2 separate regions of the Mus musculus genome follow, and region 2 is linked to region 1. A link is a contact called in ENCODE Hi-C or POLR2A ChIA-PET data. All regions are on one chromosome and are shown on one strand. Each heading gives the region's core, a stretch centred on a gene start or an enhancer-like site at or near the end of the contact. The rest is flanking DNA. Distances are from core to core; before and after follow the strand shown. Region 1 holds the start of Zfp414 (zinc finger protein 414). Region 2 holds the start of Hnrnpm (heterogeneous nuclear ribonucleoprotein M).

Region 1 (6,412 bases), core at 2,368-4,867:
GGTGGTGGTGGTGGGTTGCAGGAGAGGAATCACAGTTAAAAGTTTAAAATAAATTAATTTTTAAAAGAAATTAGCTGTGACGCTTAAAAAAAATTCACTCTCATACTGCTCTTACAGAAGACCCAAGTTTGGTTCCCAGCACCCATCCCGACAGCTTACAAGTGCTTGGGGCTCCTATACCCTCTTTTGGCTTCCATGAGCATTAATTACACTTGTGTACACACATACACTCTCATACTTTCTCAAAAAATAAAAAAAATTAGAAAAAAAATCTTATCTGGGGGGTAAGGGACCCAAGACAGCACACACTAGCTCAACGTGCCTCCTCTATTGTCCCCTCCTCCCTCAAATTACAAAACTCTCTGTATTCCTTCCCACTCAGTTCAACAGAGCTGTTTCAAAGCTTCCATAAAACTAGCTTCTCCCCCTCTGACAGTTGTGACACCCCAGGAGCAAACAGGGTTGAGTCTGTATAGAGTTGAGGGGGGGCCAGCTGAGCCTAGGTCTCATCCCTTGCTTCTAGCTCTATGCCTGAACATTGCTCAGCCTTATCCAACTGGGTGTTGGCACCAAGGAACCCAGGTGTCAGGGCTGTGGGGTGACCAGGGTGATGGTCCTGGAAGTGGACCGTGAGGCTCTTGAAGAAGTCACACACTGCATACACAAATAGCAGCCATCTGTGTGTTTCCACGTGATGTGGCTGGGAGCCAGGTACCCTGCAGGCACCTCAGTCTCCCTCCAGAAAGCCTTTCAACCATGGATGGTAGACGTTGGCCAGAACAGATTAGACTTTTCCCTGGGTCCATCCCCCTCAGCTGCCAGGGTCCAGGCAAGCTGGATTCTTTTTCCTGGGCTTGACTGCCCATCACCGCAGGCACCACATTTGCCTCCTATCCCTGGATCCACCACCGGAGAAGAGCACTCAGAGATTGGACAAGACACAAATGTTTACACAGGAACGCCAGCGCAGATGAAGGCATAGGTACCAGTCATTTTAAAGGTAAAAATCATGTATTTTAAGGGACAGGCACTGCTGCTTTCCAGCATTCGCAAGGCCCACACAGGGCATAGGAATGAAGGCCCCTCCACCCTGCCCTGGTGGTCACCTGCACGCACCTGAGGGCGCATCAGAGCCACCCTGAGGTCTTCTGGGACTACTGGTAGCGCCTGCAGGAAAGAAGCAGTTCAAGTTCAGAATAAAGGTGGGCTCAGCCAGCTTTGCAGGCAACCTGCTCCTATACTCACCTTGACTCTTCTTCCAGATGGCAGTGCTGGATGCTGGTGGCCCTGGAGTGGCAGCCAGGAATGGGCGCAGTCGAGGGGGACTCAGGCCAAAGGGTGCAGGGTTCAAGTATGGAAGGAAGGGCCCAGTGGGGGCAGAGGTAAAAGGCTCAAGTAGTGGGAATGGCAGGCCCAGGGAAGACGAAGGGTCGGACTCTGGGGGACGCTCGGGTACAGGTGGCTCTTTGTCCAGGGCAGGGGGTGGTGGCGGGGCTGGGTTCTGACCATGGTCTATACAAACATGCAGATGCTTGAAGAGTGAACGGTGAGTGCGGAAGCGCAGGAGGCAATTCTCACACCTGGGGGCAGGCACAGTACTGGACTATATCCTGGGCAACAGGAAGGGCCTATCCACTGCTTCCCAGGGACCAAGATGTAGGAAGGGTATCTATATCAGAATCTCTGTAGTACTGCACACAAAGTAAAGGAGCTTGGCCTACAGGCCCTCCTTTACTGTAGTCTTAATTCTTCTGGACCTTTCCAGCTCAGAATCTCAAGTTTGGTTTTACTTAAGTGCCAGTTTTCCACATAAGACATGAGGTAGAACTGGACGGAACCACGGCATGTATACCCTGCACCTCCAAACTGAGCCCGTAGCCAGAATGACTTAATTCCCATCTGTTTTCCATGCATGGTTGGAGCTGGTTTCCCAGGCCACACTCATACTTCAACCCACCCTTCCTCCACACACACTAAGAAGCACTAAAGATCTGGGAATTGAAAGAGGGGGATGGTCAGGCTCTCACTTGAAGTAGCGGTTGGGCTTGTAATGCAGCTTGCCGTGGGCTACCAGCTCCTGCATGCTGGGGAAACTCTCAGTGCAGCTCAGCGCGGAGCATCGGAAGAGTTTGCCTGGTAGGGATAAAGTGCAGATGTGGAGTGGGGTGGTTAAGACTAACTCTGGGGGGGGGGGCTCTGCCTATCTGCTTCACTATCAGCAACCCTCATCTTACCTTCCAGTGACTGTGTGGGTGGGCAGTGGGTACGGAGATGCTGTGCTAGATCACGAACACTGGGGAAACTGAGGCAGCAGCCGGGGCTAGAGCAGGGTATTTGTTTCCCTGCAGGAACGAATGGGTGTCATTACTCTCTTCCTTACTGACCTACCCAAAAGCCTTGATTACTCCCCACCCAGCCACTGTCAGAATAAACTGCCCGGAAGGGCTGGATTGGTTTAGTTCATCTCTGGAGCCACACCTGACATATTGACAAGGTGCTCAGTAAATGGTGAAGACCACCCCCCACCCCACCCCCCCACCCCCGCAATGGGATAAAAGGTGATTCCTTGTCTTGCACCATCTCAGCCCTATCAAAGGCATGTGACTCCCCAGAAAGGTCCACAGATAACCTGGCGGTGGACGGCGTCTGGGCAACCGAAGGTCCTCATTGGTCCCCACGCCTGTGTTGGTTGAGCCAGTCTGGCAACTGTCTGAGGCTGGATAGGCAACTTGCTGCAGAGGTCCTCCATGGTCCCACACTGGTGGCATGGCTGTTGGGTTAGGGCTGGGCTCCTCCACGGAGGAAAAAGTGGCTGGAGCTGCCCCATCTGGAGATGCCACCTCCTTGTCTGGCTCACCGGAGCTGGATTCTACAGTGGTCAGCGTGTCCGAGCTGGGCCTGGATGGTTCCTCCTGGTGCAAGAAGTGGCTAAAATCAGGCTGGGATCCCTAGGTCAGACAGATGCCCTTCTACTACAAAGGTCCACAAGACAGACTCCTTCAACACTCACCAGATATTACCCAGTCATTCCACTTTCTGAGTCACCAGCAAGATACGGGAGATAAGGGCAGACCGAGCTACTGTCTCCTAATTCCAATTGCAGGAGTTATCAGGGATTATGCATAAAAAAGCAGCATTAACATCCCTTCCTCAATTTTGGCAGGAGAGGCACTAGGGGCGGAGGTGTGGCCTAGAGGAGCAACTAGGAAATGCTGGAGGGCCTACAGTGGATCGTGTGATGATGGGGAATACTGGCTAAGCTAGAGCTGAGCAGATAGACGCTCTGAGCCAATACGTGTTAAATTTAGGGACTGAACTCTAGGAGAGTGGGTGTGGCCCGGCCTTCAGGGCTGGACGAAAGCTAAGTGACAGTCAGAGGCGGGCGGGGACCCGGATGTGGGGGCGGGGTCAGCTGGAGGGGGGCGCGCGGCAGGACCGTTCCCTGTCAGTCCCGCTGCTCTTCCGCGTCCGCGTGCGGGGTGCTGCGCTCACCATCCTCTACTCAGTTACACCTCTGGTTCCCGTGCCTTCGGAGGCTCTGGCTCCAGCAGGGGCGTCTTCCTCGGCGACACGGTCTCTCGCTCACATCGGCGCCATTTTCCCGCTTCTCAGATCTCGCGAGACATGGGGTGTGGCCTAATTCTGGGCGCTTCTCTAGAAGGAGGGGCCTGAGACTACACTGCAGCTCTTATACAGAAACAGAGAAGGTCTGCTTTTGATTGGTCTTAAATTTCAGAGAAAACTGACAAAAGCTCTTCCCCTCCCCACTTTTATAGCCCAGGTTGGCCTTACACAGAAGTTGACCTTGAACTTAGATGCCAATACACCAGGTTTTAGGTGGTACTGAGTATCAAACCCAGAGTTTTCATATATGCTAGGCAAACTCTCTACAAAGCAAGCCACATCCTTAGCTCTGTACACATACACGTACAAATGAATATGTATATGCACAGATGTGAGCAGGTAAGAGCGGAGGTCCAAGGTAGACATTGTCTTCCTTCATTGCTCTCCACTTCATTCACTGAGGCAACATCTCTCACTGAAGTTGGAGCTCACCAGTTCCCACCTAGCTAGCTAACTTACTTGTCAGAAGATTCCTGTGTCCACCTCCAAAGGGCCCTGATTACAGGAAGCTGCTATGCCTCACAGGGAGGGCTAGAGATCCAAACTCTTTCTCATTTACATGATTGTGGGTTTGAACCCTGGTCCCTTGTGTCTGCACAGACCCATCTTCCTAGCAAGCACCATAAAATTTTCAGCACATCCAGTGTGCAGCAAGTACGAATCTGTTGTAATAGCCCAATGTGAGAAACACTCTAACTAATGGATCTTCAGGAACAAGCAAATTCCACAGGTCGAGAGGTGTGAAAATGAATCCCAAGTGCACTACTACTGAGAGGTCGCCTGCCCACCCTACTTTCCTTAAGTGCATCCTATGTGCCAGGAACTTAGTACTGCTCTTGGGAGTCTCTAGTCAACCAAGAAAATGGAGAGACAATAAATCAACAACAGCAGAAAAATGATCTTGGATCTATCCTAGGAGATAAGAAAACAAACAAAACTGATGTGAAATGAGGAGTCAGGGAAGCCTGTCTAAGGGGGTGACTTGAGCTGTGCCTTGATGCCTACAGAAGCAGAGCACTACAGCAAGCTGGCGCAGATGTCCTGAGCTGGCAAAGAGCAAGCTCCCCTTTCGTAAGCAAGGGCGAGACCTCTGCACTATTGAAACAGAATAAAGATGTTGGTATGGAGGTCAGAAAGAGAACTTGGGTGAGTCCTGTAGGGCTTCCTTTCTTCCTTCCTTTCTTTCTTTCTTTCTTTCTTTCTTTCTTTCTTTCTTTCTTTCTTTCTTTTGTTTTGTTTTTTCGAGACAGGGTTTCTCTGTGTAGCCCTGGCTGGAACTCACTCTGTAGATCAGGCTGGCCTCGAACTCAGAAATCTGCCTGCCTCTGCCTCCCGAGTGCTGGGATTAAAGGCGTGCGCCACCACGCCTGGCTCCTGTAGGACTTTCAAGAGGTGGAAGAGAGAGAAACCATGGTTTCTGAAGTAGTCATTGATGAATGTTTGTTTTTCCATTTTTGTGTATGTGGTTGCATGTATATATGCACACATGTTTGTGGGGTATTTGTTTGCAGGTGCATACTCACATTTGTGGGTACATGTTCACTTTGTGGCTTGTGCATATGGAGGCTGGTGGTTGCAGTGGGGAATAATCCTCCAGGCCTCTTCCTCCTTATTCGATGAGACAGGACCTCAAAATCAAACTCAGAGCTCAACAATATGACTATTCTTGCTCTGGGGATGCACGGTCTCTACTGTCTGAGGCTGAAGCTGCAGGTGGGCCATAGTGCCCACCTGGCATTTACCTGGTATCTGGGGATATGAACTTAGGTCGTCATATTTCTATGGTAGGATCAGTTGTATGACAAGACTTTTTCCAGGGAAACACAAACACTTCTACTCACCTTAGATAAATAACCCATGACAGAGCAAAGTATGAATAACACCAAAGCCACTATAGTGGATCAAGGGTTTTCTTAAGTTACTACAGGGATATAGGCAAGGGGTTACTTACTGAGGGAGAAATGACTCAAAGACATTTGAATCTGCCTTACCAAATTCCACCCCTTAATGGGTGTATTAGTTAGGATTTTACTGTTGTGAACTGACACCATGACCAAGGCAACTCTTTTTTTTTTTTTTTGAAAAAATTTTTATTAGGTATTTATTTCATTTACATTTCGAATGCTATCCCAAAAGTCCCCTCCACACTCCCCCACCAACTCCCCCACCCACCCACTCCCACTTCTTGGCCCTGGCCTTCCCCATATAAAGTTTGCACTACCAATGGGCCTCTCTTTCCACTGATGGCCGACTAGGACATCTTCTGATACATATGCAGCTAGAGACATGAGCTCCGGGGGTACTGGTTAGTTCATATTGTTGTTCCACCTATAGGGTTGCAGATCCCTTTAGCTCTTTGGTTACTTTCTCTAGCTCCTCCATTGTGGGCCCTGTGATCCATCCAATAAATGATTGTGAGCATCCACTTCTGTGTTTGCTAGGCCCCGGCATAGCCTCACAAGAGACTGCTATATCTGGGTCCTTTCAGCAAAATCTTGCTAGTGTATGCAATGGTGTCAGCATTTGAAAGCTGATTATGGGATGGATCCCCGGATATGGCAGCTCTAGATGGTCCATCCTTTCATCTCAGCTCCAAACTTTGTCTCTGTAACTCCTTCCATGGGTGTTTTGTTCCCAATTCTAAGAAGGGGCAAAGAGTCTGCACTTTGATTTTCATTCTTCTTGAGTTTCATGTGTTTAGCAAATTGTATCTTATATCTTGGGTATTCTAAGTTTCTGGGCTAACATCCACTTATCAGTGAGTACATATTGTGTGAGTTCTTTTGTG
Region 2 (6,923 bases), core at 1,640-4,139, 56 kb before region 1:
CGCCTGCCTCTGCCTCCCAAGTGCTGGGATTAAGGGCATGTGCAACCACTGCCCGGCAAGGCAACTCTTATAAGAACACCATCCAATTTCGGGCTATCTTACAGCTTCAGAGATTCAGTCCATTATCATTAAGGCAAGAGCATGGCAGCATCCAGGGAGGCATGGTGCAGGTGGAGCTGAGAGTTCTGCATCTTCGTCTAAAGGAGGCTAGTGGAAGACTGACTCCCAGGCATCTAGGTCAAGTGCATTAAAGTCCACACCCACAAGCCTACATCTACTCCAACAAGGCCACACCTACAACAGTGCCACTCCACGGGCCAACCATATACAAACCATCATAGGTACAAAATATTTTTATCATGTGGGAAGTCCTGGTTCCATTCCAAAAGGAAAAAGGTAAGAACAATTTTCACATATTTTTTATTTCCAATTTGCCAGATCCCATAAATTCATTATAACTAATGATAATACTCTCTATACCAATCTGGGATTACCATGGATGAGACCCAAATCTGAGCTTGTTTCATATCTCTCCTCTTCTCTGGGGAAGAAGTTATTACCTTGATTTCTAAAGGTGGGAAGACAGAGGCTCAACATATGAAGACCTTTATCTGAAGTTCTACATCTTTAGGAGCTGGGGATGCCCCAGTGTTAAGCTTTGTGCCCTACCCTCTGGCAGACTCAGGAGAGATGTAGAATATGGCTGTGGTAATAACAGCTTCAGTTGCTCCTCATTCTCTTTTGTTTAGTTGGCCCTGGAATAATATAAATAGACTATTCTCAAATTTGTGGTACTCCTCTAGTGCCTGCCTCTGGAGCACTGAGATTACAGGTATGTGCCACCATGCCGGGCCAGCTCACTTTTGAGTTCTTGTTGCATGCTGAATTATGTAACAGCCCAGGGCTCTTGGCATTTTCCTGCATTGTATGCGCAGGACAGCCCTAAAAGGTGGTTTCTGGAGAGCATTTTGCTTACTTACTGGGTTTTTTTTTGTTTTTGTTTTTGAGACAGGGTTTCTCTGTGTAGCCCTGGCTGTCCTGGAACTTACTCTGTAAATTAGGCTGGCCTCAAAGTCACAGAGATCCACCTACTCTGACCCCCAAGTGCTGGAATTAAAGGTGTGTACTACTACTGTCTGGCAGGAGTCTTTCATTAACCCTACTTCCAGATGAGCAAATTGAGCCTCAGAAAAGCAGTCTCATCATCCCAGTGGGTCCAGTACAGTCTGGTCTTCCCTGTTGTTTTCTGCACCCATCTCTTGCCTAGTACACAGGCTCATGCATGGTAGTATCTTGCTGCCCTGACTGGAAACTCAAGGGGAAGTCAATTTTTCAGAAAGTAAAGACTCAGAGGCTGGAATCTGGCCCATAGGAAGAGCAGGTTGGGAGACTTCGTGACTGGAACAATATGATTGAGGAACAGAGCTGATGTGATCAGGCCTTGGGTGACTGGTGAACTGATATCCATAAAAAAAAAATTTATGTAAAAACACACAAGCATCTTCACTCTTCTGGCCTACCAAGCTTGGTACCTATTTCTCATCATAACTTTGGAATGTAGGGTCCCAGGAAATGGTGTCAGGGTGGTGCCGTAAGGAGAGATAGAATAGGAGGGAGGGAGGGGAAAGAAGGGGAAAAGAGGAGTCGGAAAAGGGTGGGAGGGAGGTTTCTGTTATACATCTCTTCTAATGCTTTGAATTACATGGAGAGTTTTAGTTTGATATTAACCTGTCAAGAATTCTGCATGCAGGGTTGGCTCTGTCTTAGTGGGTAAAGATGTTTGCTGCCAAGTTTGACAACCTAAATTTGATTACTGGAAAGAGAAAATCAATTCCCACATGCCAGCCATGGCATGCTCAAAGCCTGTATTCAATCATTCCCCCTCCATCCCCCCCCCAATAAAAATAATTCCTGCCAACATAATTTTTATATTTTTTCTCCATTTAAGGAAAGCTGATCTCTCCTTGACATGCCACGGACATTGTCAAAGCAGTTGTGGTTACTTGCACAAGATAGAACCTCATCATGTTGGGGTGGGGGAGCCTTGGGAGGCTTCACCCTTCCCTGAAGATCTATTGGTAGTAGATGCTGGAGGAAAGAGGTGTCATTTTCCTCAGTGTTGTAGCCACCTATTTAGTTGCCCCAATAAATCAACCCCTAATCTATGCTCTTGCAAGCAAACCCAACTCAGTAGGTCATAAAACAAAGACAAGGAGGTACATGGAGGAACTTGTTGGAAAGAAGGTACAGTGGAAATGCGGGAAATAAAAGGGCAATGGTAGGTGAATATGATAAAAGAACAGTATAGGGTCAGGGATTGAAGTTGATAGACTGCTAGCATGTTCAAATCACTGGGTTCAATTCCTAGCACTGATTAGCCTGGTTCCTCTGGCCTATCATTCTAGCACTCAAGAGGTGTAGGCGGCAGCTCAGACATTCAAGGCCAGTATTGGCTAGAAACTGTCTCAACAACAACAGCAAAACCCCAAGCAAGCGCAAAATACATGATATACATATATGAAGTTGCTGAAAAAAGAAAAAGAAAGAAAAGGCCAGGCGTGGTGGTGCTTGCCTTTATTTCCTGCACTTGGTAGGTAGGGAGAGGCTGGAGGGCTACATAGTGAGACCCTGCCTCAAAAAAGAAAGCTAATGAGTAAAACAAAACGGAAAAATATAAAGTAAGCTGGACCGACTAGGTCCGTATGTGCGCTCGTATTGTAAGTTCGAATGAGCGACACATATCTCTCCCCCTGTCCCACAACCCAACTGTATCTGCGGACATCGGGAAGTGAGGCCTGCCACTGGAGGAGGCGTGGCCTGACGTCCAGGGGGCGTGACCCGAGGCGAGCAGGAAGCGGGAGCCGGTCGCCGCACAAGGAGGCGTTACTGGTCGTTCGGGGTCACGTGAGCGCGCAGGCGCAGCTCGACAGAGCCCGCTCCCTCACACAAAGCCCAGACGCGGAGAAAATGGCGGCAGGGGTCGAAGCGGCAGCCGAAGTGGCGGCGACAGAACCCAAAATGGAGGAAGAGAGCGGCGCGCCCTGCGTGCCGAGCGGCAACGGAGCTCCGGGCCCGAAGGGGTGAGTAGTCTAACAGCAATTGATCCTTCTCTAACTCCAGCCAGGTTACTTCGCAGCTCCGTTAGGTCTGTGGGCCGCTTTCTCTTCTCCCACGGCGGCGCGGCGTCTGCGCAGGCCTTTTCCCTGCCGAGAGTTGGGGGCGGCCAAGGCTGTGACGACGACGAAGCCAGGAGAGCCTAATGGATCGCCCCCTGCCGACAGCGCTTGCCTCCGCTGCCTCAGCCTCCTGGCTGTCTGAGCGCGTCGTCGAGGCCTCAGGCCTGTGGCCTGGTATTTTATTCTCAGAGCAGTGATGGCGCGCGGGCTGCGGGAGATCAGGGCCCGCAGCACCTCTCACTGGGGTCTCGAGGGTTGAACCATTAAGACTGTGTAGTTTCAACCCTTCAGCATACAATCCATAGTAGTGGAAGTATTCTGTCTCAGTTTCTCAGATCTGAGAAGTTAGGGGCGGGAGGCTTGCGCGTGCGAGGTGTCACGTGTACGGTCGGCGGCGCGACCCGGAAGGTGTCGACATGACTCTTGTTGCGGGGTTCCGAGACACCGGTGTTACCCTCATTCTGCAAGAAGTGCTTCTTCCATTAGAATGGCCCCGGACCCGGGCTCCTGGGCTGGAGTTCTTTCCCCTCTTTATAGTCCTACTTCCTAAAGTGCAGTTGGTACCAATGGGAGAAATGGTCTTTGCTTGCTCAGTGTTCATCCTTAGCAACAGACCTAAAGTGTTCGGGTAGAGGCACCACTTCGGGGTTTCAGAAATTAAAATAGACAGACGTCATCATCCCTTTTTTGGAATCCTGCTTGGAGATCTGTCTAGGGACCTTGATTCGTTATTATAAGTGTCCTAGCATGGCCTGAGGAGTCCCAGCCTTTTGGGAGGAGTGGGAAGCTGCAGGATCCAGAGTGCAAAGTGTGGCCAGACTATATAGAGTGAGTTCAGTCTAGGTTGCCATTTAGTCATTGGGAAATTGAGCTAGACCCTAACTCTCAAAAAGAGGGATGAAAACATAGCAATAACCTGGCACTCCAAAGTCCCTAGATTCGATTCCTAATATCAGACCACAGGGTGGTCTTTCTGAGCCCTAAAAAGTTTTCTTCAAGGAGGAAACCATAAGATTCTGCTCCTGTGAAACTCTCCTCATACTGATATACTAATATATCAGCTTGAGGAGGTCTGGAGAAACATTTTGGTTCTAAAATCAGCAGCCCATGTCTCTGAATTTTTGTTTTCCATCAAATGTATAAGGTGGGAAGTTTTAGGACTCTGGGAGTTGAGAGTACTTAAAACACTTGTTAGTGAAGCATTTACCAAGTAATGGCTATTTTGTTACTGGAGGAAATTTCATATCTTTTATCTTAGTTAGGGAGAAGTAAAACACCATTGGTTAACTGGTTCTTGTGTGTTATTCAGCACTGGAGAGGCTGCGTGAGTTCCAGAGCTGATTCGGCTCAAGATTTGCCTAAGCTACATAAGTACTTGCCTGTCGTGTATGAGTGTGTAGATTATAGCCCATTAATAGAGTAGTTACTCAAGATGCACAAGGTCCTGGGGTTCACCCCATAGTACTAAAAGGATAAAGAGGCCTCTCTTTACTACCAGAAAGGCTCAGCTTAGGAGTGTGCTCATTTTTAACTTTCCCTTCCATCCTCTTGGGAACTCGGGGTCTTGAGGATGCTAGACAAGCACTCTTACCTCTGAGCTACACTTGAGCACCTTTAGTTAGTCTCATGTTCAGATTTTTCAGCTTTTGTCATAGAGATGCCTTGTAGGATCAGATTCCCTCTTCTAGTCTTTGTTGTTTTCAGTTTTTGAGTTAGATGCCTGGGCAAACTGTAGAGTCTACAGTGTAGACTGTGATGGCTTTGAATTCAGAACAACGCCTCTGCTTCTGTCACCTCCACCCAGTTGCTGGAATTACAGGTGTGTACTACCACGTCTGGTTCACTTTCTAGGATTTCAGAGGGCCTTATTTAAAAAGCTTTAAGGAAGTTAATTTCTGTCCAGAGTGGTAATGCATGCCTTTAATCACAGCACTTGGGAGGCAGAGGCAGGTGATTATCTGAGTTCAAGGCCAGCTTGGTCTACAGAGCCCAGGACAACCAGGGCTACACAAAGAAACCCTGTTGCAGGGGCAAAAAATTATTTCCTATATATAGAATGCAATGCCGCTAGAGCCTTTCTATATGAAAGATTGCATTTTTAATAGAACACGGTCCTATGGTACAGTTTTAAATTTCCACTGTCTGTATTCAGATAGATAACTTGTGGCTGAGTCATTTGACAGACAGAATGTGCATAGGAAGTATCAGATGAAATAGCCCTTGTGGGAAAGAACCTGAGTGGTCTCAGACTGGCTTAATGGAGGATACCTGAGAAAGTGGCAGCACTTAGTTTTGTAGTGTGGGTGAAAAATAATTGTTATTTTTGCATCACAAAGTTCTTGAAACAAACTCTTTTAAAAGCACAGAGTGTCTTTTTCTTCCCACCTTTTGACTAAGATTTGAACCCAGGTTTTCGTGCTTGTTAAGTATGCATGTATATTACCTAGTGAACCTTCTCACTAGCTTGCTTTTTTTTTTATTAAAAATATTATGAGAATGCATGTTTTGTCTGCGTATGTGTCTATGCACAACATGCATGTACATGGAGGCCAAGAGAGGGCATTGGGTCTCCTGGCACTAGAATTTTAGACAATTGTTGGCTGTCATGTGGGTACTATTACTTGAATCCAGGCCCTCTGGAAGAACAGCCAATATTCTTAACCACTGAGCCATCTCTCTAGCCCATTTATTTAGTTTTTGATAGTAGAGATCAATTGATGACCTCCTGCATGCTAGGCAAGAACTCTACCACTGAGCTGCATACCTAATTTTATTTTTTATTTTTAAGTGTTCTGTGTATGCACACAGGTGAGTGCCAGTGCTTGGAGGCAGGAAAAGGGTGTCAAATCACCTGGAGCTGGAGTTACAGGAAGTTGGGAACTATGGGTGCTCTTAACCACTGAGCCATCTCTACAGCCCCATTGTTTGGGGTTTTCAGACAACATTTCACTCTGTAGGTCAGGCTGGCCTTGAATCCTGCTGCTCTGTCTCCTGAGTGCTATGAATACATATGTGTACCATCATGCTCTACTCTTATTTCCTGTACTTTTTAAAAGTGATTGTGTACTTGGTGAAGAGTACTTTTAAGGCACATTAGATTGTTAGCTCAAGATTAGAAATGGAAGCTCTGTATTATTTGAGTGTGTGCTGTTAGAGCTTTGCTGTTACTTTGTCCTTTGATTTTTTTTTTTTTTTAATGACTACAGAAACAGATACCAGCCTGCAAAGATAAGCTTGCTTTTACTTTTTTTTCTCTCTTCAAGGGCTTCCCAAATGGACTCTCATATTACTCTGCTTTGCAGTATTAGTTAAAACTGAACTGTCACTTTGGTAGTTTGTAGTGAGTTCAGTGCTTAGGTTTCTTCTGTGATGGACAATGGTTGGAATGTTTTAAAACCTCCCAAGTGAATACAATACAGAAAGGCTAGGAGCAAATAGGTCTCCCTTTTTACACCTCAAAATTATTATTGGTGTGCTGTGTGCTAATTCTTTTAAAGACTTGTGACTTAGTAGTAGCCTCCACTTAAAAATGAGAGAATATATTATTCAGACTTGGATGTATGACTCTTAACTCTTTGTTACCCACAGTACTGGTCCTTACATATTTTGCTCTTAACGTATACCAACTCGCTTTTTGTCTTAGTATCTTTTTGTACTCAATTTATATTTGTTGAGGCAGGGTCTCACTTTAGATCATGTTTGCTTTAAACTAGATTGTGTTTGCTCTAAACTCAGAGATCACCTCTC

Evidence for each region. Hi-C counts contacts between places; a loop is a spot of excess contacts on that map. ChIA-PET counts read pairs that join two places held with the same protein, here RNA polymerase II (POLR2A).
Region 2: a map of regulatory T cell shows a loop between it and region 1 (2.2-fold over the local background). The contact joins the promoter of Hnrnpm here to the promoter of Zfp414 in region 1. A Hi-C loop is called at or near these places in 1 of 37 maps with a recorded cell type or tissue (regulatory T cell). POLR2A ChIA-PET finds 5 or more read pairs at or near these places in 3 of 5 experiments (Patski and embryonic stem cell).

What each region holds. Positions count from the first base shown.
Region 1 is chr17:33,626,297-33,632,708 of GRCm38, reverse strand. Zfp414 (zinc finger protein 414) reads right to left here and starts at 3,617. Exons shown (of 6, transcript NM_026712.3): 1 at 3,493-3,617; 2 at 2,630-2,912; 3 at 2,235-2,342; 4 at 2,028-2,133; 5 at 1,246-1,580; 6 at 993-1,167. The coding sequence starts at 3,495. The coding sequence ends at 1,103.
Region 2 is chr17:33,681,424-33,688,346 of GRCm38, reverse strand. It overlaps Hnrnpm (heterogeneous nuclear ribonucleoprotein M), which reads left to right and starts at 2,889. Exons shown (of 16, transcript NM_029804.3): 1 at 2,889-3,080. The coding sequence starts at 2,968. It also overlaps a transcript of Marchf2 not described here.